Linked DNA regions of Mus musculus: region 1 is linked to region 2. The links are chromatin loops, found by intact Hi-C in ENCODE. Cell type or tissue: left cerebral cortex. All regions are shown on one strand. Links, peaks and the distances in the headings refer to the core of each region. The heading gives the core; the rest is flanking DNA. Region 1 overlaps Gm26740 (a long non-coding RNA gene). Region 2 has its middle 22 kb from the start of Gm34267.

The links. Hi-C counts contacts between places; a loop is a spot of excess contacts. Peaks named below come from ENCODE experiments on the same cell type or tissue, not always from the same donor. Only the 100,000 strongest peaks of a DNase experiment are listed, where the experiment ranks them.
Region 1: it touches region 2 in a loop (7-fold over the local background); 2 of 42 quality-filtered maps call a loop at or near these places.

The regions. Positions count from the first base shown.
Region 1 is chr10:22,203,560-22,206,376 of GRCm38, forward strand. All of the region lies in intron 5 of Gm26740 (a long non-coding RNA gene), which reads right to left. Among named protein-coding and RNA genes, the nearest start is that of Gm51760, 13 kb to the left of the region's middle. In left cerebral cortex, for the core only: no CTCF peak of the experiment used is centred there; no DNase peak of the experiment used is centred there.
Region 2 is chr10:22,035,018-22,037,834 of GRCm38, forward strand. No RefSeq gene overlaps it. Among named protein-coding and RNA genes, the nearest start is that of Gm34267, 22 kb to the right of the region's middle. In left cerebral cortex, for the core only: a CTCF peak has its summit at 1,435; a DNase peak (open chromatin) is centred at 1,445.

The DNA.
Region 1 (2,817 bases), core at 106-2,605, 170 kb after region 2:
CTGCTTGTCTCTGCTGTGCCTGCTGTCTGTCTGTCTGTCTGTCTGTCTGTCTGTCTGTCTGTGTCCAAGGATAGAAGGTGAGCTCCTGAGATCCTAGGGGGCAGAAGGGTGATGGGAGTGGGAAGGAGCAGGGAACACAGGTTAAAGACTACCCATGTGAATTTCCAAATCCTGGGGTGGGGGTTGTGGTGGGGGAGCACAGCTGTCTCTGTCTTGAGCTAGTCAGTGACTTCCTGGGACCTGAACCTAAGAGGAATCCCAGGGACACAGTGTGGAGGACAGGACCTCCTCAGCCCAGAGACTCTTTTGAAAATACTCTAGGTCCCAAGTTCTTTGGAGTCCTCTCCCCACCCCTTCCCTCTTTACCTAACCTGGCTCTCTCTTCAGGAGTTCTCTGGACCTTTTGCTTCTGAACTACTCAGTGTGCTAATCAGGTTATAGCACAGGCAACCAACAGCTGCTCCACACATTCGCACCCCTCCCCCCAAAGTCTGGGACTTTTGCTGAAAGAGTTCACTCTGTAGCCCAGGCTAGCCTTGAACTAGAATTTTGGACCCAAATATAAAAATTAAGGGCCTGTGCCACCACACCAAGATTTATAACCCACTTGTTGTATGCAGAACTCACCCAGCTCATCTCCCTTCCCTGCCTATTATAATATGCCTCACTATTCCACTCAGAAAAGGACTTTAATCCCTTCCTTCCTTCACAGGGTGACAACAGGCTTAAGTGGTCCTTAGTTGGGCATATGGATGCTTCTGCCCCTGCACCTGGGCCTATGTAGACCCCTTCCCCTGGAGGCAGATCAGATAGTGGGGTTCATTTAGACAGAAGTCTGTTTTTCTGTAAAACAGGAATAATTTCAAATTGGGAAGTATATTATCTGTGCCTCTGCATCAGATACTCAGTTGATGACTAGTAGGTCAGATTTTCTTTTTTGTCTTTTTTCTTTCCTTCCTTCCTTCCCTCCTTCCTCTCCTTCCTTCCTTCCTTCCTTCCTTCTTTCCTTTCTTTCTTTCTTTTCTTTAAAAAATTATCTTAGTTTTCCAAAGATGAAAATATATTTTAGTTTCAAAAGAATATGATGATCATGGCCTTCATTTGCCAAACACTTATTAGACACTAAAGAATTCATGTCTCATTGCTCCACTTAATTTATATATCAATCTGATAGTATCAAAATTATATACTATCTTTTTTTTAACTTTATTTAATCTTTATTTACAGTTAGGATTTCATCCCCCTCCAGGTCTATCTTCTGACTGTTCCAGATCCCACACCTTCCCCCAGCCCCCACCCCCCCAGGAGAATGTCTCACAAAGGGTAATTTGAAAATTCATCTGGAATAACAAAAAACCTATTATAGCAAAAACTATTCTCAGTAAATAAAAAAAACCTCTGGTGGAATCCCCATGCCTTAACTCAAGGTGTACTACAGAGCAATTGTGATAAAAACTGCATGGTGCTGGTACAGTGATAGACAGGTAGACTAATGGAATAGACTATCCAGAGACTACCCCACCTGGGGATCCATCCTATAATCAGCCACCAAACCCAGACACTATTGCATATGCCAGCAAGATTTTGCTGAAGGGACCCTGCCTGGTATAGCTGTATCATATGAGGCTATGCCAGTACCGGGCAAATACAGAAGTGGGTGCTCACAGTCATCTATAAGATGGAACACAGGGCCCCCAATGGAGGAGCTAGAGAAAGCACCCAAGGAGCTAAAGGGGTCTGCAACCCTATAGGTGGAACAACAATATGAACTAACCAGTACCCCCAGAGCTCATGTCTCTAGCTGCATATGTAGCATAAGATGGCCTAGTCAGCCATCACTGGGAAGAGAGGCCCCCTTGGTATTGCAGACTTTGTATGCCCCAGTACAGGGGAATGCCAGGGCCAAGAAGTGGGAGTGGGTGGGTAGGGGAGCAGGGCAGAGGGAGGATATAGGGAACTTTCAGGATAGCATTTGACATGTATATAAAGAAAATATCTAATAAAAAATAGTCATGCATTATCATGTATGTGTAACAGCATATGAAAAAATTATTTAAAAAGAGAAATACTTTGCCAGGAGGAAATCGGCTTCACTTTTGTGCACTATAATATATACCTTAAACAATACCTTGTTAATTCCACTTTTCTCCTTTTAAATTCGTTTTATTTTAATTAATTTTCTAATCAGTGTTTGCATATTTGTGTGTGAGCCCAGGTATGTGGGGGTGTGAGGTCAGAAGTGTTAGGCATTTTACTCAATTGCTCTCTATTTGTGAACGTGTCTCACTGAGCATAGAACCCACTGATTTGCCTAGACTGGCTGTCCAAGGAGCACCAAGGGCTGTCCTACCTCCATGTGCCCAGTGCTGGGGCTACAGACACCTGCAGCAGTACTAGATTCCTTACATAGATTCTGAGGGGTGGAATTTGAGTCTGCATGCTAGTACTTTGTACTTGGTAAATCATGCACTTTAGCAGCTAAGCTGTCTCCCCAGGCCAACTTTCTTTCATTTTTGTCTACTTTATAAAAATCCATTCCTCCATCATGGAACCATAAATTCTAGGGAGAGGTGCTTGGGACACGCCCTTCTTCCTAATATGTCAGCTTACTCTTTTCGTGTCTTTCTGGGAAGGCTGGGGACTGAAGTCTGTGCTAGAGCTCATCTGCTGTCACTGTTTCTGATTTCCATAATTGCTGTGGATTGCATAATTAGGAATGCTGGAGTTTGAGCCTAAAGGTGATTTTAGAGTAAGTCTCTTTCCACAATCACTTCATAGAAGTTCAAGTCTAAGGAAAGAGTTTGTCCAAGGCTACAA
Region 2 (2,817 bases), core at 213-2,712:
ACTGCCACCCAAGCAGGCTGATGCTCTGTAGACAGTAAAGACTCCCAGGGCTGAGGATCTAGTTCATCGATAGACACCCTGAGCTTTATCTCCAACACCTCAAGGTGGGGGGAAAAGGGAAAGCCATCGGGAAAGCAAAAGCATTTTCTGAAAATAGATAAAGGCTCAACCGAGAAGATATTTATAAAGTGGCATTTCAAAAGAACAAGCATAAGAAAAACTGTCAACAGAGAAGGAGGAATTAGTGCAGTAAAGCAAGATAACCCTTTAAAGAGAAAAGGTTTAAAGTGGATAACGCTATAAATCAAGTTAACACTTTAAAGCGGTTGGCCAGGATATTTTGAGGCTCTCTCTTCAGTGTCCTGACATGACTGGGAAGAGTTTCACTCATGAAAAACACGTCCCTGTATTTTAAGAAGTTTTCTCAATTCCTTGCCTTTAAGGAGAGGTAGAAGTTGAGCAAAGGAGATGGCTCAACGGTAAACTGTTTATACACAATCCCTCGGAGCAGAGTATGATCTCCCAAAACCCACATAAAAGTGCTGAGAGTGGTGTGGTCTCCTATTATCCTAGTTCTGGGGAAACAGAGACAGGAGGGTCCCTGGAGGTGACAAAAGGCAAGCTCCAAGTTCCAAAGAGAAATTCTACGTCAAACATAGTCACCAAGGCCTTTAATCTCAGTACTTAGGAGGGAGAGGCAGGCAGATCTTTATGAGTGGGAGGTCAGCCTGATTTGCATAGATGGTTCCAGGCCAGGCAAAACTGCTTAATGAGATCCTGTCTCAAATAATAATGATAATAATAATGATAACAATAAATAAGAACAAAAATGATAATAATTTGTTGTTGGCACTTGGACGGATCTAAGAAAGCATCATCCTAAGTGAGGTAACCCAGACCCAGAAAGACAAAAATGGCATGTTCTCAGTTGTAAGTGGATATTAGCGGTAAAGGATAATCATGCTATAATCCACAGACCTAGAGAGGCTAAGTAACAAGGAAGGCTTAAAGGAATAGGGTGGGGGTATTGGGGCGAGCACATGGATCTTCCTGGGAAGAAGAAATAGAATGGATTTTGATGGCAAACTGGGCGTGGCTGGGGATGGGAACGGGAGTGATCTGGTAGAGAGGGTGGAAGGAGAGTATTGGGAGGGACGACTGAAATTGGTGGACATTTCAGGAATGAGATAGAAATGTAATGCAATGGAAATTCCATATAATCTATAAGGGTCATACTAGCAAGGACTTGTAATGAGGGACACAGAGGCTGAACTGGCCATCCTCTGTAACCAGGCAAGATCTCAAATGGAGGGATTGGACCCTACCACAAAACCTCAGACCTACAGTTTGCAGGATACACAGGAACCAGAGCCGAGCACAGTCATGTCAGAGATCAGAGTCTTCATCCAGGAACGGATAGGAACAAATGCAGTCCCACAGCCAAACATTAGGTGGAGCTCGGGAGTCCTGTGGAGAAGGTGGAGGAAGGATTGGACAGCAATAAAGGACACCACAAGAACATGACACCCTCAATGTAGCCATTTTTACTATATTAATCCTGCCAATCCATGAGCATGGGAGATCTTTCCATCTTCTGAGATCTTCAATTTCTTTCTTCAGAGACTTGAAGTTCTTATCATACAGATCTTTCACTTGCTTGGTTAGAGTCACACAAAGGTATTTTATATAATTTGTGACTATTGTGAAGGGTGTTCTTTCCCTGCTTTCTTTCTCAGCATCTTTCTCCTTTGAGGTTTAGTAAAGTTTCTTTTATGAATGTGGATGCCCTTGCATTTGGAGCATAGACATTCAGAATTGATAGTTCATCTTGGAAGATTTTACCTTTGTGAGTATCCCTCCTTGTCTATTTTATAGTAGTCTCCTGAGAGGTTCTACCACTGCCTGACAAATACAGAGGTGGCTGCTTGCCCCCAACCATTAGAATGAGCACAAGGTCCCCAGTGGAGGAGTTAGAGACAGGACCAAAGAAGCTGAAGTGGTTTGCGGCTTCACAGGAGGAACAACAATATGAATACTACTCCCAGATTTCCCAGGAACTAAACCATGAACCAAAGAGTATACTTGGAGGGAACAGTGTACTCCAGCCACACATGAAATAGAGGATGACTTTGTTGGACATCAATGGGAGGAGAGGCCCTTGGTCTCATGAAGGCTCGATGCCCCAGTGTAGGGGAATGACAGGATAGGGAAGTGGGAGTGGGTGATTTGGTGAGCAGGGGATGGCAGAATGGGATAGGGGCTTTTCAGAGGGGAGACCGGGAAAGGAGATAACATTTGAAATGTAAATAAAGAAAATATCTAATAATAAAAAAGAGGAACAGCTCTGCTGCTGCGAACTCCAGGACAGTAGTAGTTTCCCTCAATTAACACCTTTTTGTAGAATATCTTTCTATGTCACTAACCTTCTTGCTATTATCCTGATTTGCACACACCATCTCTTTCCAGCTGGGATACCACCAACGTATTCTGTTCTCTCCCAACACCTGGGGTTTTATATCCTTAGGCCCTGAAAAATAACTTATCTGCTCCCCTAGAACTTCCCTGTTTTCCTCCACTCATGGCCCTTAACTGAACTCTGCATGTGTTTTCATAACTCGTTTTCCAATCTTTGCCCTGGTAGAAACCCAGATTTTGGTGGAAAGGTTTCGGGATTCTGTGAGTAACCCCAAAGTAGAGAGAAAGTGGAAAGAGAGTGAATAGTTAAAGCTTTCGCTCACCCATTTCACACCAATTGTATTTGAAAGGATATCTTTCATCCCACCTGGTAAAAAAACTTTTAGCAGCTGGTTGAAACTT